3 separate regions of the Homo sapiens genome follow, and all the other regions are linked to region 1. The links are chromatin loops, found by intact Hi-C in ENCODE. Cell type or tissue: PC-9. All regions are shown on one strand.

Region 1 (8,000 bases):
CTACTGATCAGACAGAGCCTGAGTCACTTCTGATTTGAAAGGAAACATTCCAAGATGGGGGTTTTCTCTTCTCAGATGTAAGTGTATCTGCTCTGCCAGACACTGAGTCCTTACCCCAACCGGCTGCTGGGGACAGTGCAGGGGAGGGGTGAGTGCCCCAGGCCGAAGCATCTGCAACAGGCCCAGCACCCAGTGGGTGAGGCTGTGGATCCAGGTCACTGTTCTATGTGAGCTGAACCCAGACTGAAAGAGCACAAACCTCTGGTGAGGCCAGCGAGGGCCCTGGCCACGAGCTCAGCACACCACAGAGGCAGACGTGCATGTGTGTGCATGCATGCGTGTGAGCAGAGGCATGTGGCACAGCCGCCTCCTCCCAAAGGACTCAAGACAGCCCCTGTGTTTCGGTGCCAAGGTCAGCTCCTCCTCCGGCCCCAGGACCCTGTGGTTTAGAAACTGAGATAAAATGAGGCTGATACCCCAGGGCTACTAAGCGGAATCTCCGGCGAGGCTGAGACCTGTGGACAGGGCGGGTGCTGGAGGACAGCAGTGGAGACTCACCTGGACATACAGCGCATGAGCCAGAAAGGGGAGTTTTCTCAGGACCCGGCCGCTGAGGCCCTCGCTCTTCCTGTGTAAAGAAAACCCAGTTCAGAGACAGCAATTTATACAATCACACGTTTCAGGACTAATTTTCCTCATTGGCCGAGGCATCCCTGGGAACACAAGCCGAGGCGTCCCAAGCACACCCTGGGTTCACAGGGCACTTCCTGCCCCTCACTGGTCTCCTGAGCCTTGCCCTCTGAATGTCTCTTTGCCCCCGGCCTCTCGTATGGGGCCGGTCTCTCCCCATCCTCAGCTCCTGCTCTGGGAGGCAGTGTCCTCGCGGCTCTGAAGCACACCCAAGGCACACCTGTGTGCTCTGCCCCAGGGCCAGCATCCTTGTGCTCAGGGAAGGCATCACCTGCCCGGGAGCCTCTGCCCCAGGGCCAGCATCCTTGCGCTCAGGGAATGCATCACCTGCCCGGGAGCCTCTGCCCCAGGGCCAGCATCCTTGCGCTCAGGGAATGCATCACCTGCCTGGGAGCCTCTGCCCCAGGGCCAGCATCCTTGCGCTCAGGGAAGGCATCACCTGCCCGGGAGCCTCTGCCCCAGGGCCAGCATCCTTGCGCTCAGGGAAGGCATCACCTGCCTGGGAGCACCAGGCGTAAGGCACGATGCAGCGGGCACATGGTCAGTAGGCACAGAGTCCCCAAATAATGGGTGGGTTCACATCTTCAATTTTTGTAGAAGTCTCTGAACTGTTCTTCGTTCCCATCTTAACTGATTTAAATCTCTTCAACAGATAATCCAAATCCTTAAAAAATACTACATTCTTCATGTTATCCCTTGTTTAAAGCCTTCCACATTCTTGCCAACTTCAAAATAAAATTCAAACTCTGGCCAGAAACCCGAGGCTCTGTCCATTCCACCCCCCGCCTCTCCGGCACCTCCCCAGCCTCCACACTGCAACCCACTAGACGGTCACCTGAACACACTGCTCCAGCAGCCTTCCTGATTTCTCTCCAGCTGGAACCAAATTCTATCCTTCAAGGCACCGTTTGATTTTCCTACCTTCCCTTCCACCCTCCCTGGACCCCCAAAGCCATTTCCTTTCTGTGGACTCTGCGAATCCTTGTAAGTGTCGTCAGCCGTAGGGTTGCAGGCTTCCAGTGTGAGCCAGCGCCCTCCCTGAGCAAGGGTTACATCTCCTTTGGAAGGAGGTGGCTGTGCTGCGTGTTTCTACTCACATGCACACACACACACACACACACGTGTGTACATGCATGTTCATACCTATACTGTGTTGAGAGTTCACACCCAGGGCCCTCCCTGGTCTCCTCAAAGGAAACAATGACTCCCTAGTTAATATCACAAATGGATTCTTCTTGATTACAAAAATGAGGTCAATTTGCACCTTGAAATGTCATTCAAAAGAAGGCTCAATTTTGACACGTTGTTTTCAATGAAGCCAATCATCTCTAGCTCTCGGAGGGTCAGCAGCTGCTGGCGAGGGTATATGATCTGACACTGGGGAGACAGAAGTACAGGCGGTTAGCTGAGTCCACAGAGGCCTGAGCGTAGGCACCGTCAGCAAGAGGGACAGCACCTGCAGGTCAAATGTCAACCACGCCACGTCTCACAGAAATCCAGACGGTGACGACTCAAGATGCACAGCTGCACTAGGGAACAAGCTCGCTCTCTCATGCCTCTCAGCGTACACATTCTGCTTTTTCAAACAAATACAAATAACGGAACATGCCTCAGAAACCAGTAGCAACATAGCCTCTTCTGTGTTTCGAGCCAAAACTTTTCCTCCCTGTGTGTCAGGAAGGGAAGGGACCTGGAGGCACCCAGTCCAGTCTGTTATGCCACCTTCGGAGACGTCAAAACCCACAGTGGGCAGAGCTGGGACTTAGAGCCAGGACTTCCACTGACTTCCAAAGCAGGATCCTAGTTTGTCTGTTTTAAAGGTGAGGCTTGTTTGGCAGCATGACAGTGTCTGACTGACCGAGGAGCTGAGCACCAGAAGTTCCCCTCAGAGATCATTTGTCTGGAAGTCATGCTTTTCCAAGCAGCCTTGCCAACAGTCAGGTGCGCACACTGACTTACTATGACTGAATTCTAATACGAACCGTTCTGACTCAGGAACAAGGAGAAGGAAGAAAATAGCATTGTCTGAACATTTTGGAGGTTTGTTGAGGGGTGTGAGCAAAATTAAGACAGTTTGTGCTTGTGCTTTGGGGGATATTGAGCTTTCGAGACCAGTTCAATATCCACTGTGACATCTGCATGTCTTAATTTCATATAAACTGCCTAAAATAAGAAACTACCCCTATCACTGGGCACGGTGGCTCACGCCTGTAACCTCAGCACTTTGGAAGGCTGAGGTGGGCGGATCACTTGAGGTCAGGAGTTTGAGACCAGCCAGGCCAACATGATGAAACCCTTTCTCTACTGAAAATACAAAAATTAGCCAGGTGTGGTGGCATGCACCTGTAATCCCAGCTACTCACGAAGCTGAGGCACGAGAATCGCTTGAACCCAGGAGGCGGAGGTTGCAGTGAGCTGCGATGGCACCACTGTACTCCAGCTCTAGGTAAGAGTGAGACTGTGTCTCAAAATAAACAAACAAACAAAAAACTACCCCTGTCCTACACTGTCCCAGAAAAAGTCCATCCCTCTTAGCTAACACTTTAAACAGCCCCTGGATTCACAGCACGAGTGTACAAGTGTATAAACGTCACACTGCGAGGGCTGGAACCCACACTGAAGGTGCGTGAGGACCTCCAACACACACGACTTCCTCGCAGGATCTGCTATCACGTGGGGCTCCTTGGCAGCAAAACTGCTGTAGAATCAGTCTTCAGATCACTGGCATTCTCCAGGCAAAGCTCCACAGAGCTCCGTCTCCTTTCCCCAACCCCCAAGAAAACCATGCCTGGACAGTGCTGACCCGGGCAGGCCCAGTGGGTCCATGGCTGAGACCAGTTCTCCCGTCCCCAACCACAGCAGGGTGTGCCATCCTTGTTAACACCCCTACTCTGTGGTACCAGCAGGTGGCAACAACTGCATTAAACTCATCACTGTTTAAATCCCCATTCACTGGTTTGCTTGGTTACCGCCCAACTACCCTAAACAAAGGCCCCTGCAGGATGATTTGTCTGGGACAGGTCTGTTCCCACAGGGGCTAGAGCAGCAGAAACACAAGCATGGGGCAGGTCCCTGCTAGCCTGACTCACACACACCGCAGCGTCACTGCCCATGGCGACGGCGTTCCAGACTCACGCACACTCACCACACGCGTCACTGTGCCCATGGCGACGGCCTTACTGACTCACACTCACCGCACATGTCATTGTGCCCGTGGCGACGGCCCTCCTGACTCACACTCACCGCACGTCACTGTGCCCGTGGCGACGGCCCTCCTGACTCACACACGCTCCCCGCACGCGTCGCTCTGCCCGTGGCGACGGCCTTCCTGACTCACACACACAACCCGCACGCGTCGCTCTGCCCACGGCAACAGTGTTCCTGCCTATCATCACAACAGGCGACTCAAGAACGTGACGTCATGTGGACCCCGTGACCAAAACCAGGCCCATACTACGCCCGTGATGTTTCCTCTTTCAGGTAAGGATACAGGCCCCCGAGAGGCAGGGCATTGGAAAAGCCCGGGGTAAGCTGAGAACTAAGGTTTGTGCAGCCAGCCAGGTAAACACAGCCGGTCACTGACGTCCCCTACACTGACTGGTACCTCAAATAATGAACAATGATGACTGTATTGTGCCAAAAGAACAAAAATATTGAGTCAGTGGCCCTAGTTTCAACTATCAGCTCAACCTGTCACATACAAAACTAGTTTTCAATTTAAGAAGGGAGTTAATGCATATGTTGAAATCCTCCGTACTGGAACGAGCTTATTTTAAGCTATCTTAATTAATTAAGAACATATAAGAAATCCATTTGTATCAAGAGGAAAAAAAAAATAAAGGTACCTTCATCAGTTCTTCCAAACAAGAGAGGTAGATTTTGAAGATGGCTGCTGCAGAGGGTGGCCCAATGTACTGCTTGATGTCAGCCCTGTCCACGAAGGCCACGTCGATCTTCTCGGTGATGTTAGAAGTGGTCAGAATCACAACATTGGAATGCCTGTTGTGGCCGAGAAGCAAGCACCACAGTCATCACGGCTGTCGGTGACCCAATTCTATCCTGCCCTATCTGGCAAGGAGGTTGGCAGGACGATGGCCAGCAGGCTGCCAACAGGAAGGAAAGTGGCCTTGTGCCAACACAGGCCACGCAGACCCCCCAGCCTTTGCTCTCGCTGCTCCTTGGCCTTCTGGGAATTCTACAGCCCCACTTCGCTCATTCCCTCACTGCCTTCAACCTTGGCAAGGATCTCACTTTCCTTTTTTTTTTTTTTTGAGACAGAGTCTCGCTCTTTCGCCCAGGCTGGAGTGCAGTGGTGCTATCTCGGCTCACTGCAAGCTCCGCCTCGCCGGTTCACACCATTCTCCTGCCTCAGCCTCCCAAGTAGCCGGGACTACAGGCGCCCGCCACCGTGCCCGGCTAATTTTTTGTATTTTTAGTGGAGACGGGGTTTCACCGTGTTAGCCAGGATGGTCTCGATCTCCTGACCTCGTGATCCGCCTGCCTCGGCCTCCCAAAGTGCTGGGATTACAGGCGTAAGCCACCGCGCCCGGCCTAGCAAGGATCTCACTTTCGCATGGCGTTCCTGATTGTGCCACCTACCGTGGGCTCTGGTGCCCACCACCACCTGGGCATGGCCACTCATCATCCCTAGACATACTCTAGAGCTGGGTTACTTCCCATGTTCATGATCTGCTCTCCCCTCTAGCGTCTAAACTCCATAGAGAGAGCCCCTGTTGTCTGGTCTGTTGACCAATGTCCCCCAAGGACCCAGCATGAGCCAGCAGAGCGGGCACAAGGTGCCCCCAGGGAGCATGCTGCACAGGCCTGGGGGGCGTGGCTGCACATGTGGCAGTGCTACCACTGCTGCCTGGGGAAGGTCAACTTCACCTAGACCCTGGCCAAGGGAGGGCAGGCCCTGTGCCTGCGCGCCGGGGTGAGCTAAGCAGAGGCAGGACAGGGAGCCTGTGGGTCCCCGGCAGAGGAACAAGGCACAGAGGTTGGGTGAGCTCACAGCTGCTCAGTCCAGCACCAGGAGGGTGGGGCTGCAGGAAGGGCCAGAGGGAGGCCTAGGCCTGCAGATCACGACCCAGGGGCTGACAATCCAGAGATGCGGGAGTGGACAGGACTGGTGGGGGACAGAAAGAGTCCTCTAGAGAGGGGCTGGAACCAGAAGCACGAGGGAATGAAGGCAAGAGAGGCAAGCGTGTCTCCTTGTTTCTTCCTGAGCCACACCCCCTTGTGACTGACAGGGAGAAGTCACGGTGGCCTCCATCCTCTGGTTTGAGTGGCAGGTGCACAGCGAGGCCATCAGCGTCGTGTGGAATCCCAGGAAGTTAGGGATTTGGGGCCCAGTGAGCAGTGTGGGAGTGTGCCTGGCATCCCGGGCATCTAAGCCTGATGTCTGGTCACAGGTGGATGTGCAGGTCTGGGATTCCCCCCACAGAACCCTGAGCTATGCTGAAGGGGCACACGCCAGGAGAGAAGGCCACAGACAGGCTGTGTAGACCCCTCCCTGCGGAGAGACGCCAGCAGCATAAACCGGGGAGACAGGAGAATGGAGGCCGGGGAGGGAGGCACAAAGAGATTCAGGGAAGGGGCCATCAGGGTGTCAGCGCTGTGCAAAGTTCCAGAAAGAGAAAAGGGAACACTCATGTGAATGCGGGGCTGCTGGGCTGCGGCGGGGGCAGGAGCCAGATTGCAGTAGACTGAGAGACAAGCCAGGTGGGGAAGGAAGTGGACAAGAGGAGAAGGAAGCCAGAGGCAGGGGAGGCCCCCCTCCAGGACCTGCACACTTGTTGGGGACAAGCCCCCCAAAATCTGGCCATAAACTGGCCCCAAAACTGGCCATAACAAAATCTCTGCAGCACTGTGACATGTTCATGATGGCCATAACGCCCACACTAGAAGGTTGTCGGTTTACCAGAATGAGGGCAAGGGACACCTGGCCCGCCCAGGGTGGAAAACCGCTTAAAGGCGTTCTTAAGCCACAGACAATAGCATGAGCGATCTGTGCCTTAAGGACATGCTCCTGCTGCAGTTAACTAGCCCCACCTATTCCTTTAATTCGGCCTATCCCTTCGTTTCCCGTAAGGGATACTTTTAGTTAATTTAATATCTATAGAAACAATGCTAATGACTGGCTTGCTGTTAATAAATACGTGGGTAAACCTCTGTTCGGGGCTCTCAGCTCTGAAGGCTGTGCGACCCCTACTTCCCACTTCACACCTCTATATTTGTGTGTGTGTGTGTCTTTAATTCCTCTAGCGCCGCTGGGTTAGGGTCTCCCCGACCGAGCTGGTCTTGGCACACATTCCTGCAGCTGACCCCAAAACGAGCGCTTCTCAGGAAGCCAGATACGCTCTCTGTGGTGAGACAGTGGTGATGGCCTGGACAAAACGTTCCTCTGCACAGTTCAGTCTGCTGTCACCCCACACTCAACAATCCAGCTTCTGAGAATGCCAGGGACTCCCCAGGCACCCTGAGGACAGAAAGAACATTTCACAGAAGGAACCTGAGTCCTGGCTGAGCACCACACAGGGACAGGCAGGTTCTGGCTCGCCCATCACTTCCTTGGGAGTTGGGCCAGCAGCTGTCGCTCCTTAAGCTTGATAAACTTGGGCTACAATGACAACAGGCCCTGGCCCTGTGAGGCTGGGCTGTGGAGACGTGGACCATCTGCACACGAAGCTGTCTGTCCTGGGCCAGCAGGGCGAGCAGGGGACAGCCATTCACCTACGAGCAGCACTAGTTGGTGCTGACAGTGGGTGGGATAGGAGAGAAGTGGGTGGGATAAGGCCTGAACGTAGCAGTTCTTCATTTTATGCTTTTCTGTGCTACGTAAAATGCTTACCATGCCTGAGTTTTCTTTCACATTTTTTTTTTCTGAGACGGAGTCTTGCTCTGTCACCCAGGCTGGAGTGCAGTGGCATGATCTCGGCTCACTGCAAGTTCTGCCTCCCGGGTTCACACCATTCTCCTGCCTCAGCCTCCAGAGTAGCTGGGACTACAGGCGCCCGCCATCATGCCCAGCTAATTTTTTGTATTTTTAGTAGAGACAGGGTTTCACCGTGTCAGCCAGGATGGTCTCAATCTACTGACCTTGTGATCCGCCTGCCTCGGCCTCCCAAAGTGCTGGGATTACAGGTGTGAGCCACCGCGCCTGGCCTTCTATTACATTTTTAACACACTAAAAACAATTTCTTTAAAAAGCATTTGTGATATGCTGCTTCCAATGTGGAAAAGGAGTCGATACTCAATGCCAAATGCACTTTCCGGTGAAAGAGCTGGGCACTAAGATCTAGGGTTGCACA
Region 2 (8,000 bases), 250 kb before region 1:
GTCCCCACCCTGGTGCTACAGCTTCAACTCATGGACAAGAGCTCCTGCCAGTCCCCGGGCCCGCAGAGTCTCAGCTTCCTTCCTCCTTGCTCAGTGTCTGCGCTTGTGTCTGGAAAGGGCGTGAAGCAGAGGTTGTGACATTGGCCCCAGACACTCCCTCCGAGAGCCCTGTGCCCTCCCTGACCTTCATGGGCCTCTCGTCTGGGAGACACAATGTTATCTGATTGAGGAGGACTCCCCACTCCGCATCACTGCCCTCCTCCCACAGAGACACAGGGTGTCCTGCAGGGAGAAAAAGGGCCCAGCCGACTGGCTCTGCACGAAAAGTACCCTCTGGAGACGGATTTATCCGTGTGCTGGCTGTTCATGCAGCTAGAACATGTGGTCTCTGAGGCCAGCACGGGGAGCGCAAGGGACACGGGGAGCTCAAGGGACACGGGGCCACACTCCCCCCAGCGCTGGTGGCTTCATTTCAGCAAATTAGGAGCAAAAGCTTCTCAGTCAATCAGGGTGGGCCCCTGGAGGAGGTGGTGGGGTCACAAAGGTGGAGCAGCTGGCTGTGTGTGTCGGTATTTCTGTGTGTGTGTCGGTGTGTGTGTCTCCATATCTGTGTGTCTGTGTATGTCTGTGTGTATCTGTGTCTATTTCTGTGTGTATCTGTGTGTGTCTCCATATTTGTGTGTCTCCATCTGTGTCTCTGTGTATCTGCATGTCTGTGTGTATTTCTGTGTATATCTCTGTGTGTGTTTATCTGTGTGCATCTGTGTCTATGTTTGTGTGTGCACAGATCCACACTGTGAGATGAGAGTCCAGGGTGCTATGTGTCTGGTCCTGGTGGCCCAAGGGGGGCACCTGATGTCCCTGTGGATGTGACTTCCCCGGGCCTGAGTCTGTCCCCCAGTCTTTCGGACTCCCATGACCCTCAAGTGAGCCCACACCATCCTTCCCACCCACTGCCGCTTACCAGGCTGAATCCTTGGTGGGCCACAGCCCCCACCACCCGCGTGCAGCAGTGCCCAGGCCACTCACGAGGGAGACAGAGCTCACGGGCATCTGCAACCCCCTGCACTTGAGGGTCACAGGCTCCTCCTTGGGAGGCACCTCAGCGGGGCTTGGGCCAGCGTACCCCGAGCGCCTCTCGCTGGAACAGGCTGAGGCAGCCTAGAAACCCAACCTCGATGGGGAGCCCGGGGCCCACAGGGCCGCAGGATCAGGTCGCAGTGCTGGGCCAGGCCATGGGTCAGATCGCCAAGTTTCCATGTTTGCAAGTTTCAAGTGGGGCAGGTCTCACCGTGGGGAGGGGCCCGTGGGCAAGGACTGGCCCAGTGACCTTTTGGCATCAGGCAGGGCTGCAGGCCAGGAAGGCAGGCCAGGCCCACCATGGGGGTTTCTGAGCACCCTGACCCTGGGGGTACCCCAAGACTGATCTTTCAGCCCAAATCCAGGAGACCCATCTGGGATGTCACCCCTGACCCCACAGCACTGGGCACAGCTGCTCAATGAGCCAAGGTAAGAACCAGGACCATGTGCCCCTGATTGGCTACTGGAACTGGGCCGTGGACCCCACGACTGTGGTTCAGTGTCCCCATACCCCTGCCACGGCCCAGGGGAGACCACCACCCTGACCAGACCACCTTGCCTGCTCCACAGAAAAACGCGTCCAGAAATGTTACGGTTCCCTCAACCCTCAGCCCGTGACCGGCCCCCACACCTGGCTAGCCAGACCCTTGTATCGCACCTAAACTGAGCGCTGCAGGGGCCGGCCCTGGAGATGGCTCAGACCTCTGCCCCCAGGAAGTCCCCAAGGGGCAGGAGCACAGCCACCCTCCCAGTGGGGAGCCCCAGAGCTTACTGCAGAGCACAGGAGTGGGAATGGGAGGTTATAGAGACACTCTGAGGCCACCGAGAGCCCCTCCAGCACTCAAGGCCTTCCTGGCGCCCAGCCCAGCACCAAGCTGACAGCTCCAGCCGCTCACCGGCTTGCTGGGCCTAAATTCCCCTCCTCTTCTTCCTAGCAAGGTGACCGACGGCTGTGGCCCTTGGTTTGCTCCTCTATAAAATGGGGACAGCCATGGCCTCTCCCCCAGTGCTGCCATGGGAAGAAAAGAAGTTCTTACAATAAGCCCTTAGCTGCCTCCTGACAGGTGGCAAACACACCCCTTGTGCTGAGCTCATTGTTAAAGAAAGAAAGAAACAGATATCAAAAAGAAAAGAGTCTAGTGACAGGAGGGAATGTTTCGGAGGGAAGAAAAATCATTGAATCCGGCCAGTCAAAAGCCAAGTTTCTTCCTCAAGAAAAGCAGAAGTTGCCTTCGTTGGCATCCTCACTAGGCTGGGGCAGGCGCCAGCTCTCAGCCCCTGTCCCTGAACAGAACCTGCTGCCAGGTGGAGGCTGCACCCAAAAGCCAGGCCCCTGAACGTCTGGATGTTACGTTTCCGCTCTGTTCAGAGTCCCCTAGAGCCCAAATTCTACCCTAGGCCCAACCCTGTGCACATCACCCACCCTTTGCACGTCACCCACCCTGCAAAATCCCAAGGGCAGCCGCACCTTAGACACGGATTCCTTAGTCTGAGAGAGGACACACCCACCCCCCACCCCCAGGGCCTCGAAGGGCATCCTCAGATGCAGGAGGCACATGACAAATGCAGGGGTGACTAGGGGAGGGTGGCTTGGTTTCTGCTGCCCGGGAGCTTCCTCTCATCCTGTTCCAGTGGGTGGCCGCGTGGCCAGTGCTGGGTCAGCTGCCTGTCCCGTCACGGGACCCCTCGGGGTCACGGTGGCCTCAGGAGGACTGGCCGTAGGAACATGGCGAGGACACATCCTCGGGCCACGGGCAGCTGGCTTTGCTGACGTGGGGTGGGCGGCTGGCCGGCCACCAACCAGTGAGTGGGCAGGGGTCTCGGCCAGAGTGAGCGCTGGAATGGGGCTGGAGGAAGGTTCTAGAAGCAGAGAGGGTACTGGAAGAAAATGAACTCTGCTTTGGGTCATCTGCAGACCCCGGGAAGCTCCTGCTGTGGCCTTGCGTGCACAGAAAGCTGGGAGCCCCTGTGTCCGCACGGTGAGGGCGCCCCAGCTGGATGCACCTTCTGGAGCAGTGGGGATGCAGGATCCTCCCCCTCGGCTTCTGTTGTGACTTGCTCCCTGGCTGCTGTCCAGTAGCCGGGCACATGTCCAGCACCCTCCGTCGCTGGGCACTGCACATCCCAGCCACAGCCTCACCCCAACCCCTCCCGTAGCTCCTCCCTCGGCTGGGGGCCAGCAACACAAGGCCGGGCTGCCCAGCTTAGCCTGAACGTGACCTCCGTGGACGGGCAACGGCTGGGGCCCTGGAGCAGCTCCTACTCCTATAGGTCTGCCGCAGGTCCCCCACTGGCCTGGCCCTGGTGAGGGTGATCCCAGACCTGGCTGAGGGTCGGCAGATGCCCGGCCCTGCGGCGGCCGCCCCCAGCAAGGGGCTGTGCCCTGTAGCTGCGCCTTTCCTTAGGTAGCGCTGTCTCCACGGCACCCTCAACCCTGGGCCTTTGTCTCCAGGAAACGCCACTGAGCTAGCTGCTCACAAAGGGCAAATCGTGGACCAACAGACCACGCGGGAGTAGAGAGCTGAATGGGACACTTTATTTCAGCAGGCGAAGTAGCACCTTTGCAAACAAGCTGCAGAGCACCAAGGGGGAGTTTCAGGAAGCGCCTGGGCTGGAGGACACAGTGGGTGTGCACCTGGCAGCTGGAGTTACAAAGCGAGCCTGTTGTCTCTCCCACCACAGAACCTGCCCAGAGGGAGGGCCCAGCCCACAGAACCAGGGAGCAGTCTCACGCCCAGCACCGTGGGCCATGGAACAGGCTGCGGGGAGGGAGCTGGGCCACCTTCGCCTGGTCCTGGAAGTCAGGAACAAGAGCAGCATTCACAGAGGACAGGGTGTGCAGAGAATTCCCCTGCGCTGAGTCATCTCAACCTTGAGCCCGTCCTGGGGCGGAGGCACCATTGTTCTCCCAACTTCGGATGTGAGGAGGCTGAGGCCCTGGGAGGATTTACCTCGGCAAGGGGGTGCAGGACAAGTGCATCAGTCTGCTGTTGGGTCAGTAACACTGCGTAACAAGTCGAGCTGCAGTTACTTATCCCTGCTCACTGTCAGGGCCAGCTGGTCTAGGCTTATCGGCCCTTCTGGGCCGTGCTCTGGGCTGAGACCTCTCTCCAGGTCTCTCACCCTCCAGGGGCCGGCAGCCTTACCTGGGATGTGTTTCTTTTCTTTTCTTCTTTTTTTTTTGAGACGGAGTCTCGCTCTGTCACCCAGGCTGGAGTGCAGTGGCGCAATCTCGGCTCACTGCAAGCTCTGCCTCCTGGGTTCACGCCATTCTCCTGGCTCAGCCTCCTGAGTAGCTGGGACTACAGGTGCCCGCCACCACGCCCGGCTAATTTTTTGTATTTTTGGTAGAGGCGGGGTTTCACTGTTTTAGCCAGGATGGTCTCGATCTCCTGACCTTGTGATCCGCCCGCCTCGGCCTCCCAAAGTGCTGGGATTACAGGCGTGAGCCATCGCGCCTGGCCCCTGGGGTGTGTTTCTTACAGTGACAGCAGAGGCCAAGCCCAGCCTGCTTGAAATCCATTATTGATCCACTGTTGATCCAGAGCAGAGCATGCTTGTGTCCTCGGAGGGGTGGAGGGGGAAGAGAGCAGGTGTTTGCTGAACAATAATCCAAGTACCCCCCATGATCTCGAGGCAGAGGGAATGGAACCCAGCCCCCAGCAGCAGTGTCGCTGTGGCGCTGTGGTGGCACCCTGCCTGCTCTCCCACCACCCTTCAGCAGCTCCTCTCCAAAGTCTGCCCCTCCAGGACCCCGTCACGGGGTAGGGGGAGGAGGCGTCCCATCGTCCAACGTACAGTTCAGTAAATGGTGGGGAGAAAGGGTTAACATCCTCTCTCCTGCCCCTTGCCTCCACCCATCTCTGTCTCTCTCTCTCTCTCTCCCTTCCTGTCTCTCTCTGTCTCTCCCTCCCTCTCTCTGTCTCTGTCTTTCTGTCTCTATCACTCATCCTGTGTCTTCTCTCTGTCTGTTTTTCTCCCTCCCTCTCTCTGTCCCTCCCTCTCTCTGTCTCCATCTTTCTCTGTCTCTATCACTCTCCCTGTCTCTCTCCCTCCCTCTCTGTGTCTCTCTCTCCCTCTCTTTCTCTGTCTCTGTCTCTGCTCCCCACTGCACTTCCATCACTCCTCACTCCCAAAGGCTCTCCCGTTCCCTGGTCACCTACCTTGTTGAGGCTCCCCCAGGAGGGCCTCCAGGTCTGTGGTGAGACCCCAGGGATCTGACAGCAGGTGGGAGTGAAGTCATGGGAGCCCAGGTGCGGGTGACCCCTGGAGGTGACCCCTGAGTCCCTCTGACCTGGCTGCAGAATGAAGGCGGAGGTGCCTGCATGGGGCCAGACCACCCTCCTGGCCCTTGCAGTCAGTCCCCCACAGAACTTGCAGGAAAAGTGGCGAGTCTTACTGTTTGCAGATCAGACCTCAATTTTGCAAACTGACAACTGAAAAAATTAGGGGCTATAAGTAGGTTGTTAGTCAAAGAGATTAAAGTTGTCATTACAAACAGTGGAAAACAATGACACCAAGAGGCCAAGGCTGTTTTCAGGGGAAACTGTATAAGCTTCACTGTTTTCTCCATTTAGCAAGATAAACAAAAAGCATGAAGGAGTACTCAGATCAAGATGGGAGGAAAAACCGTCTTGAAACAAGAAAGTGATAGAAGCAGAATTTAAGACCTGGAGAGGAGGATAAAGCAGGAACAGCGGTTAGCCTGTGCTCAGCCTCCTGATGTCTGCAGCCATCTCCCCACTGAGGGACGCGCGTGGCCGGTGCACCTCTCCCCTGTCCTCAGCCACTCGGCGTCCACAGCCCTTGTCCTTCTTCCCATCCACTGCTCAACGTGGAGAACTTACGGGAGCCAGGCGGCATTTTTCTGTCTTTAGCATTTCATAAAAGAACCTGGATTCTTACAACCTTTCTCTCCTGCGGAGGCGTCAGACGATCAGAGCCCGTTGGGCCTCCTGTGTCTCCAGTCCTGTCTTCGGGAGGCATTCACCACAGTCCTCCCGGGACACATGCAGCCACTGTCCACGGGAGGCCAAGGTGGGCAGTGGCCGCAGTGAGCCCCATCGTTCAGGCTGACTCAGCATGGCTAGAGGCTTCTAAGGGGCTCCAGGGCCTCCCAAATTTCTGGCAGCCTCAAACCCAGGGACAGGGTGGGCAGAGGGTGTGGCTGAATGGCAGATATTGGGGCATTTGGAAATGAAAGCTGGGGACAGGCTGCCTTTGGGGCAGGAGTCCGGAGGAGCTCTCACTTGAGGAGCCTGAACAGGGGAGGCGGAAGGCCGGGAGGTGAGAGGATCTGAGTTGTGGGACCTCCTTCCTCCTCAAGTCCGTCCCAAGCCGCCTCCGGGTCTCAGGGGAGGCGTCCAGGGTCGGCCTCATGGGGTAGAGCAAGAGGCAGCACTTCAACTCCCCAGGCGGCACAGTGCTTCCCGGAGACACCAGAACCACCCTCACTTGGGTCCAGGCCACACACTCAGTTCCACCAGCAACACAGCCCTGGATATCGCCCTGGAATTTCTAGGAAATTCCAAAACAAGAACAAAGGGGTGAAAAGAAAACAGAAGAGGTAAAAATGACAAAAAAGGACAACGATATCATTACTTACAGGTTAAAAAAATTCCTTGCACGCCGGGTGCGGTGGCTCACGCCTGTAACCCCAGCACTTTGGGAGGCCGAGGTGGGCAGATCACTTGAGGTCAGGAGTTCGAGACAAGCCTGGCCACCATGGCAAAACCCCATCTCTACTAAAATACAAAAATTAGCCGGGCGTGGTTCGCACCTGTAATCTCAGCTACTCGGGAGGCTGAGGCAGCAGAATTGCTTGAACCTGGGAGTTGGAGGTTGCAGTGAGCCAAAATCGCACCACTGCACTCCAGCCTGGGTGACTGAGCAAGACTCAGTCTCCAAAACAAAACAAAACAGAACAAAAATTCCTTGCAAAATGCGAGAGGTTGAACTGGAAATGTATTTGAATAATAGGATTTAGAGTTCTGCAAGGTAGAAGATTACAAAAGAAACACACAACAGCCAAAGGTGTTTCATCCTGTTTTTACATGTCAGTCCAGTAGTGACAAGAATGTGAATACACACACATAAATTAATGGAAAAAATGTGCAGGACCTGGGTGAAAATATTTGACACCATAAAGATGTCAGTTCTCAGCAAATTTATTTATACATTTAGTGACTTTTCAACCAAATCAGAAATGTATTTGGGGGGAACGTCCAAAAATGATTCAAAAGTTCATCTTGGAAAAAGGTGTGGGGAGGTGGGAACAGGTGTGAGAAGGTTGAGCAGGTGGGAAGAGGTGTGGACAGATGTCAGCAGGTGTGAGCCAGTGTGGGCAGGTGTGGGCAGGTGGGAACAGGTGTGAGTAGATGTGAGCAGGCTGGAACAGGTGTGGACAGATGTGTGCAGGTGTGAGCCAGTGTGGGCAGGTGTGAGCAGATGAGAACAGGTGTGAGCAGGTGTGGGCAGGTGGCACAGGAGTGAGTAGGTGTGGGCAGGCTGGAACAGGTGTGGACAGATGTGTGAAGGTGTGAGCCAGTGTGGGCAGGTGTGAGCAGATGGGAACAGGTGTGGGCAGGTGGGAACAGGTGTGAGTAGATGTGAGCAGGCTGGAACAGGTGTGGACAGATGTGTGCAGGTGTGAGCCAGCGTGGGCAGGTGGCACAGGGGTGAGTAGGTGTGAGCAGGCTGGAACAGGTGTGGACAGATGTGAGCAGGTGTGAGCCAGTGTGGGCAGGTGGGAACAGGTGTGAGTAGATGTGAGCAGGCTGGAACAGGTGTGGACATATGTGTGCAGGTATGAGCCAGTGTGGGCAGGTGTGAGCAGATGGGAACAGGTGTGGGCAGGTGGCACAGGGGTGAGTAGGTGTGAGTGGGCTGGAACAGCTGTGGACAGATGTCAGCAGGTGTGA
Region 3 (8,000 bases), 450 kb after region 1:
GCTTTAAGCGATCTGACCGGAATGCAAGTGCACAGCCCGGCTCCCCAGACGGCATCCGCACGGTACAGTTCACAGCCTGTGTCCCAGAGGGCAGTGAGGAAGCACTGGGCTTCGGCCCAGAAAACGGCAGGAGGAAAGAGCCAGGCCCACCTCCAGGTCCAGGAAGACCTCCTCCAGCAAACCGCTGCAGCCCTCCTTCGCGATGGCGTCTAAAATCCCGTCCATGCTGGGCTGGCTCGGAGACACACCCTCTTCCACTTCATTCTTTAAATACTTTCTTTTTAAACTGACTATGGATTCCCTGCAAGGAAAGGGTTCAGGTTCAACACAGCGGCTGGGCAGGCCGGCCTCCACCGCTCCCCCGCCACAGCGCCCGGCCACACTCACTTGAAGGTCTGGCAGTTGTTGATGATGGCGATCATGTACTGAACGTAGCAGTGAGGGTGCTGCCGATTCCTCAGGTGCTCTTCTTTATACAGCTGCGCTTCATCTTTATATCTGAGGACAGACAGGCTTCGGTCAGACAGCACTAAGGGCAACATGGAGCTGTTTCAAATGCCACGCTGACGTCACGCCTGGCCTGAAATTTCACATCACTAACATCTGACCGGATGAGCCTCTAAAAATAAAACAATCTTTAGACGATCCAGACTAATGGAAGGACAGAGAGGTTGATTACTTTAAATGGATCAAAAAATAACTTCACCTCAGGCTTTAAAATATGGCTCATTAGGAGGCTGAGGCAGGGAGACCACCTGAGCCCAGGAGTTAAAGGCTGCTGGCTGCGCTGCAGTGAGCTACCCGTCGGGGTAACCTAATCAGACCTTGTCTCTTTTTTTTTTTTTGAGATAGAGTCTTGCTCTGTCACCCAGGCTGGAGTGCAGTGGTGAGACCTTGGCTCACTGCAACCTCCACCTCCTGGGTTCAAGTGATTCTCCTGCCTCAGCCTCCTGAGCAGGTGGGACTACAGGTGTGCCCCACCATGCCCAGCTAATTTTTGTATTTTTAGTAGAGACAGGGTTTCACCACATTGGCCAGGCTGGTCTCGAACTCCTGACCTCATGATCCACCCGCCTCAGCCTCCCAAAGTGCTGGGATTACAGGCGTAAGCCACCGTGCCTGACCGACCTTGTTTCTTAAAAACAATTAAAAAATATAAAAATTTTGAGGAGTTGGTAAAAAATAATAACTGAAAAAAGGAAAAAAAATATGGTTCAGCATTCTGATTGTAAAAATATACTACATAGTTGATTGTGAGGAATTGGGAAAGCATTATCTTATTTTATTTATTTTATTTACTATACACTTCACCTAGAAACTCATAGTGTTAGGAACCTCATCAAATGTCAGGTAAAATGTCCCTTTCAGAAACTGTCCCTGAAATCATCCAATTAAAAACAGACACTTGAAATGTCAAGAAAACAAACAGAGGTAGTGACACGCTCTATTTTTAAACTTACTGTGGGGATGCTCAAGCACCTATGGGAGTGGAAGAATCATACAACAAATACCGTTTCTATTTTTAAGAGATGTTAAGAAAGGAGCACACTGAAAGCTGGCAATTAAAGGGAAAGAAGTTAGCATTTCTGTCCAAAGTGTGGTTCAGGTCATCAAAAAGCTGAGGGTGATCAAGGAACGGTCTCTTTATAGAAGAATCTAACCTCATAAATGACAATGACCTCCAAAGAAACAAACTCAGGCCAAGATCCCCATGGACAGATGGCCAATAGGGATTTGGCCATGCCTCTGTGGATAGAAGGCCAATGGGGACTTGGCTAAGACTTGGCCAGTGGGGACTTGGCTAAGACCTCTATGGATAGAGGGCCAATGGGAACTTGGCTAAGACTTGGCCAGTGGGGACTCGGCTAAGACCTCTATGGAAGAGGGCCAGTGGGGACTCAGCTGTGACCCCTGTGGATGGGCGGCCAGTGGGGACTTGGGCATTACCCCTATCGATGGATGGCAAATGGGAACTCTGAGTGGGCGGCGTGGCTGTAGTACCTAAGCCACCAGGACAGGACCTATGGACGCCATGTCTCCTGATGTGCCACATCGTGGAAGGCACACTCACCAATAAGTGGGATCCAAGCCTGCAGAGCCAGCATCTGGCTCGGGAGCTGACAGTAGACTGAGGAGGAGGCTGAGGGACATCTCTCTACAGAGATCTACAAGCCAGCAGCTGAAGGAGGGAAGGGGCTATTCGGCTTACCAGAGGCCTAGGAACCCTAAGCCCTCATGCGATGCAGTCCAATCTGATTCACAACTATCAAAAGACACACTTGAGATACAACCCAAACGCAGACTTGGCATCGGATGACCCCACGGAGTCACCGTGCATGTGTCTCTGACTTGATGGCACTGCAGTGGCTTCAGAGAGGGTCGCAAATACCATGCCACAGCGCCCGGGGTTTGCCTGAAGGTACTTCAGCAGAGAGAGTGGAATGGGCAGGGGAGAACAGATTAGGCAAGGGGGCTTTGGAGGGGATGGCTTCTGGACTGCACGATGGGTGAACACAGTTTTTTAAACTCTTTTCCACATCTGTATAGGTTTGAAAATTATCAACAACTCATGGGGAGGGTGGCGTGCCAGGTCATGGCTGCCTGGAGCCCTTCTGAGGAGGGCCGGCTCAGCCGAGGACGCCCTCCCCACTACGAAGTAGGCACTGCGGCAGGAGTCGCCACCCCCACCCCAAGGAAGTTCAGAACAGGCAACAGGAGGAGCCTGACTCCAACAGAGTTGGTGTCATCCGGCGCATCGCTAAGGACGTCACAACACATCAGCTCTGGGAGCCCAAGGGGGTGTGTGGTCCACTCAAGGGGAAGATGATCCAGAAGCTCCGCTCCCTCCCTTTGCTTTTGAAGAACACAGGAGTGACACGTGGGGAATCTACCGGCTTAATTTCTTCTTAGTAACAGGCATAGTAGGATCAAAAAATTTTTGCTTCTAATTTTTAAAAACATTCAATGTGTACATTAGCACACTGGCAGAAAGACATACCTGCTTAGGAAAGAATTCATCTGCTGAAGACATAAAACTAGTACCTTTGTTTTCAAATCTTCACTTATCTGAGCAGCAACTTGAAGATTCTGTTCAAACATCTAAAAATCAGAGAACTTATGAATTCTGGTATAATCTTACAGGAGTATACTAAGAGTGCAGGTTTGCTGTTATATGAAACCTCCATCTGCTAACTGGCATTTAGGATAGTCCAAATTCAGAGAAAAAAAAAATGAAACCACGTGAAAAATAACAAAGTTAGTTTAAAAAAAAAAAAAACAACTTTCTCACCTGGGAAAGTACCAAGTGACTCATTTCTTAATTCCTGGCAAACTGGTTTCTCCCACGGGGGCCATGTCTGTCCTCACACTACGTGACTGGAGTTTTAATGTGTGGAGTGAGGCCCCACCCGGGATGGCGCCCCTCAGGCACCTGACTCACCCTCCCTGGCCCCATGACTGTCATGATGCAGAGTTCCTAAGAATCTGGACCTGGGGTGTGCCAGGCCCTGCCAGGAGCTGACCCAGGCAGAGGAAGGGCAAGGGGACAGAGCTCTCCTCACAGTTTCTCACGGCATCTGTTTCCAAACAAAGGAAAGGGTTTGGACTAGCCTGTCAATAACTAACGGTATCATTCAGAGAGAAATGTCACCCGCCAGCCCTCACTCCTGCCTAACTAGAGTCCTGAGTGAGGATTCTAACACAACGGGGCTCCATCCCTCAGCAATGCCACTCAAATTAAAACACATGATGTGCCAAAAGAAAAAAAGAGCAGGAAAAACGGGACACAGGGCGGTCGGACACTGGAAAGTGAATCCGTGGTAAGAACACACCGGTTCTAACACCTAGTGAGGCTTGGGCGTTGGAAAGTGAATCCGTGGTAAAAATGCAGGTCGGTCTAATACTTAGAACCTTAACCAATGAACAGGAAAGCAACTTTAAAAGCTAATGGACGCCTTGACCCAGGAGGTAGAGATTGCAGTAAGCCAAGATTGTGCTACCGCACTCCAGCCTGGGCAACAGAGTGAGACTCCGTCTCAAAAAAAATAATGGACGCTCCCAAAATCCACCTGTTTAAACTCAATCATGTGCCATTTTTTAGGACAAATCCTGGATATCGACCAAACAAACTCACATTTGAAAGTCGCACATAAATAACATACAATTAGGCTGTAGTCCAAACCCATAAAGACCAGGTCAGAAAAGTAAAGTGACCTTGGGCAAAACTATTTGGTAAGTATCATCCCAGGTTTCTGCAGCTCCAGAGAGTAAGAGACAGAGAGAGGAGAGGACTTAGATGCACCAGGCAGGGCTCTCAATATTTTTACTACACTCTGTGGATGAAGATCCCAGGTATCTGTGTCACTTTGTAAAACCTACAGGTCCCACTATCCACCTAGGAAACGGAACTGTGCCAGTCCCCTGCAGGTGGTACCTGGAAGACAATGGCAGGGAGTGTGGTCTGGTAGTACCCGTCCTGGTCGGCTTCTGGCTCTGTCTCTTTGACCCAGTCTTTCTTGTCTGTCTCCAGCGCTTTCCGCAGCCAGGCGATGATGTTTGACTAAAGAAAGTTCAGCATCATGGAGAAGAGAAGAGAGAAGAGCAGGTGCCTGAGGGTCATGCCAATTACCTGGTCAGTTGCATGCACAAGCTCCACAAACCAGACACAGGGCACCAGCGTCCTCTTTCTCAAATGAGGACTCCAGAGCAGGGACCCAGGAGCCACCCCCATGGGAGGCAGTGACCACAGCAGCCCGCAGGGGTTTAACTGGAACCCTTGGTACAGATAAAGAGGGAGAAGAAACTAGATGCCCTTTTGGCTGCACCTCATGCTGGAGGACAAGGCCGCTGAATCCCAGGTGCACAGAGAATGAGGCCGACCAGGTCCGGTCAGGCCTGTTCCCATGCCCAGACTCAGCAACCACAGCAGCTCACGTCCCAAGAGAAGACAGCGCTCCTTCCCCAGCTCCTGAGGACACCTCGGCTTCTGGTCATAATGCTGCCTTGCTAGGTGGACGCACCCTTGTCTAAGAAGCAGACCCTGCTGACCTCCTCTTCTCACTCTGAGACCACCTGGTGGTCACCAGGCTGCAAATGGACTCGCCCTTTGGTCCTTGACGGACCCCCCCAACCATGGGACTCAGAGCCGAGAGCCTGGCAGGTGCTGCCACACACGGTTCAGACGTTCTGGGCCCTGGCCAGCCTGCCGAGTAGGGCACAGGCTCACGTCTCCAGCAGAGGACAAGCTTCAGATCCAGGCCCAGAGAAGGGGCCATTCTCCTCTTCTAGCAAACTGACCTGTCAAGGCCTGGAAGCAGAGCCCGGGCAACTGAGCAATGCATCCTAGGAAGTCAACGCTAAGGCATTTCCCCCCTGCCTCCTGCCTGCTGCCAAGCCCTAGTTACTCATATAACCAGCACGGTGGTCTGTGGCACGCAGGCCAGCCCTACTCACAGTGAGCGTGGACATGTACGTGTCAAGCAGCTCAGAGACCACGTGTGGAGAAAGCAATGGCTCCAGGGTGCCGACATCCACTTCCGGGGCCAGCTCCACGTTCCTCATCATCTCAGTACTATGGGGGAACCAGGAATGTGAGTGACAAACCACGACAGACACAGAAGAGCATGCCCAAGTGTGCCGAGACTGTTTCACTTGACACATGAATGTCCACCACCCTGGAGACTTCCTGGTCACAGCCGGCCCACAGCTCAGGGGAAAGTGCAGGGCAGGGGCCGAGGGCTTTGGGGTCTCTGTGGCATCACCCCACTGGCTCCCAGACTGCGTGAGTCCCTCCAACCGGGGAAAGTGCAGGGCAGGGGCCGAGGGCTTTGGGGTCTCTGTGGCATCACCCACTGGCTCCGAGACCACTTGAGTCCCTCCAACCCCAGCTTCACCCTGCTGCGCCAGCTTCATGAGGTGCTGGGGCTCAAATGTGGAAGAGCCTTTCCTGTGGGGAAGACGTGTGTTCTATTCACTGCACCTGCAGAGCCGAGGCAGGGCCTGGCAAACAGGAGGCGCTGAATAAACAAACGTACTCAGTCAAAACGACAAGCACAGCCGCCCCCACAGCCACGGGCGCCACGTCCACTGACTCAACCAAACACAAACTGAAAGTATTTGGGAAAAACAACAATAAAAAATAATAAAAATTTCAAAAAATATAGAACAACTATTTCCATAGCATTCACATTGTATTTAGTCTTATAAGTAATCTAGAAATGATTTAGAGCATGAAGGAGAATGTACGCAGGTTACGTGCAAACACTATACCCTTTTATAAAGGGGACTTGGGCTACGGAGGATTTTGATAGCCAAGGGGGGTCCTGGAATCCCTCCCCATTGAGTATGGAGGGGCAGCTGTGCTGTCCTTTGGAAACAAGCCACTGCAGTCCACATCAATATGCTCTGCAGACGGTGATGACTGGAACGTACAATACAGGACATTACTGATAAAAACGCATCCGCAAGAACAGGCAAAACTACGTGAGGTCTACTGTCCAGAAGACAGGAAACACATGCTACATTTCAGGAAAAGTTTTCATTAGAAAGTTATTATCAGCCGGGCATGGTGGCTCACGCCTGTAATCCCAGCACTTTGGGAAGCCGAGACGGGCGGATCATGAGGTCAGGAGATTGAGACCATCCTGGCTAACACAGTGAAACCCCATCTCTATTAAAAATACAAAAAAATTAGCGGGGCATGGTGGCACGCGCCTGTAGTCCCAGGTACTCGGGAGGCTGAGGCAGGAGAATGGCGTGAAGCCGGGATACACCTACTATGTACCCACAAAAATTAAAATTAAAAAGTTTTTTTAAGTCTAAGGTTTGACCACTCAGAAAATTCTTTCAACTCACACGCCTCATGCTATGTTCCGTAAATACGTTCTCAGAGTAACACTGAATAAAATGATTAAGAGCCAGTCCACTATAAGAAATCCGAGAGCTTCCTAAGTGAAAAAGTACTTCCTAAAATTCTGCACATTTTAAAAGACTTTTATTTAATCTGGATTATTTTTCCCAAGAACCTCAATTCCGTGTGAGAATGTTTCTAGTGGAGCACTTCAACCTCCCCTGAGAAAGGCCGGGGTGATGGAACTCACGAGACTCCCCAAGGACAGAAAAACACTCACAACGTGGAAAGACAAAATCAAGACACAAACTGTGCAAGGTGCACACATGCACAGCCCAGCCTAGTGGCCATGGCCCGGGAGGGCCCAGGGATGGGACTGGAATCCAGCTTCCCACTCACTGGCCGTGTCCCCTGCCTCCTGCCTCATGGGCTGCTGACACACACCAGGCACGGAGGGGGAGACCTGCACTGTCAAGGCTACAGAATGGGCGGCCATGAGGATGAGCGGCAGCCAGGGGAGGTGAGTCCAGGGCTGTGCACAGAGAGCCACAGTTGCACAGAGCGCCACGGTTGCACAGAGAGCCACCATTGCACAGAGCGTCACGGTGACCATTCTCTGCAGGGGGCGCTTCCTTTCTCTTCTGTCCTTCTGTATTGAAATGCAAATTCTCTATAAGCAGATACCAGTAAACAAAGCACACAAAAAAATATGCCTTACTGCTAAAAAAAAAAAAAAAAAAAATGAGGTTTATTCAATTTCTCCACTGCAGTGACAAGATGGGCGGAAGAAAAAAAAGAAGAAGAAGAAATTCCAATACATTACTTAATATTATTTTCTAACCATGAAACCATGGAAAATTGAAATAAATTTTCATTTCGGCTACCTAATCTTAAAGAATTTCAGAATACCCCCACCACTGCACCATTTTTCAACACTACTTCAAATTAATCCACGCACAGAGTGGTTCATGGTCCCTTAAGTGAAGTGACAAAACCTCGTACTAGGATACAAAAAGGATGATGGAGTTTCCTCGAACTATCTAGACTTGTAACTGTTTATTTTTGAAAGACTCACTGCTATAGGATATTGGTGAAGAGAAACCAAACCCGGGATGCTGGAAGCCAGGGAGGTGATGTAGTGGTCTCCTCCCCA

The links. Peaks named below come from ENCODE experiments on the same cell type or tissue, not always from the same donor. Only the 100,000 strongest peaks of a DNase experiment are listed, where the experiment ranks them.
Region 2: it touches region 1 in a loop (2.9-fold over the local background); 74 of 110 quality-filtered maps call a loop at or near these places.
Region 3: it touches region 1 in a loop (5-fold over the local background); 25 of 110 quality-filtered maps call a loop at or near these places.

What each region holds. Positions count from the first base shown.
Region 1 is chr5:908,532-916,531 of GRCh38, reverse strand. TRIP13 (thyroid hormone receptor interactor 13) reads right to left here. Exons shown (of 13, transcript NM_004237.4): 10 at 4,536-4,689; 11 at 1,955-2,067; 12 at 559-628. Among named protein-coding and RNA genes, the nearest start is that of TRIP13, 20 kb to the right of the region's middle. In PC-9, CTCF peaks have their summits at 3,383 and 3,588 (motif pointing right); a DNase peak (open chromatin) is centred at 3,821; H3K4me3 peaks cover 1,204 bases; H3K27ac peaks cover 1,897 bases.
Region 2 is chr5:1,157,285-1,165,284 of GRCh38, reverse strand. No RefSeq gene overlaps it. Among named protein-coding and RNA genes, the nearest start is that of TERLR1, 17 kb to the left of the region's middle. In PC-9, no CTCF peak of the experiment used is centred here; a DNase peak (open chromatin) is centred at 3,914; H3K27me3 peaks cover 480 bases.
Region 3 is chr5:454,458-462,457 of GRCh38, reverse strand. It overlaps EXOC3 (exocyst complex component 3), which reads right to left. Exons shown (of 13, transcript NM_007277.5): 5 at 5,452-5,569; 6 at 4,433-4,558; 7 at 2,999-3,099; 8 at 388-498; 9 at 151-301. Among named protein-coding and RNA genes, the nearest start is that of SLC9A3-OT1, 15 kb to the left of the region's middle. RefSeq lists enhancers at 3,124-3,233, 3,254-3,353, 2,732-3,931, 3,989-4,158. In PC-9, no CTCF peak of the experiment used is centred here; a DNase peak (open chromatin) is centred at 3,427; H3K27ac peaks cover 3,121 bases.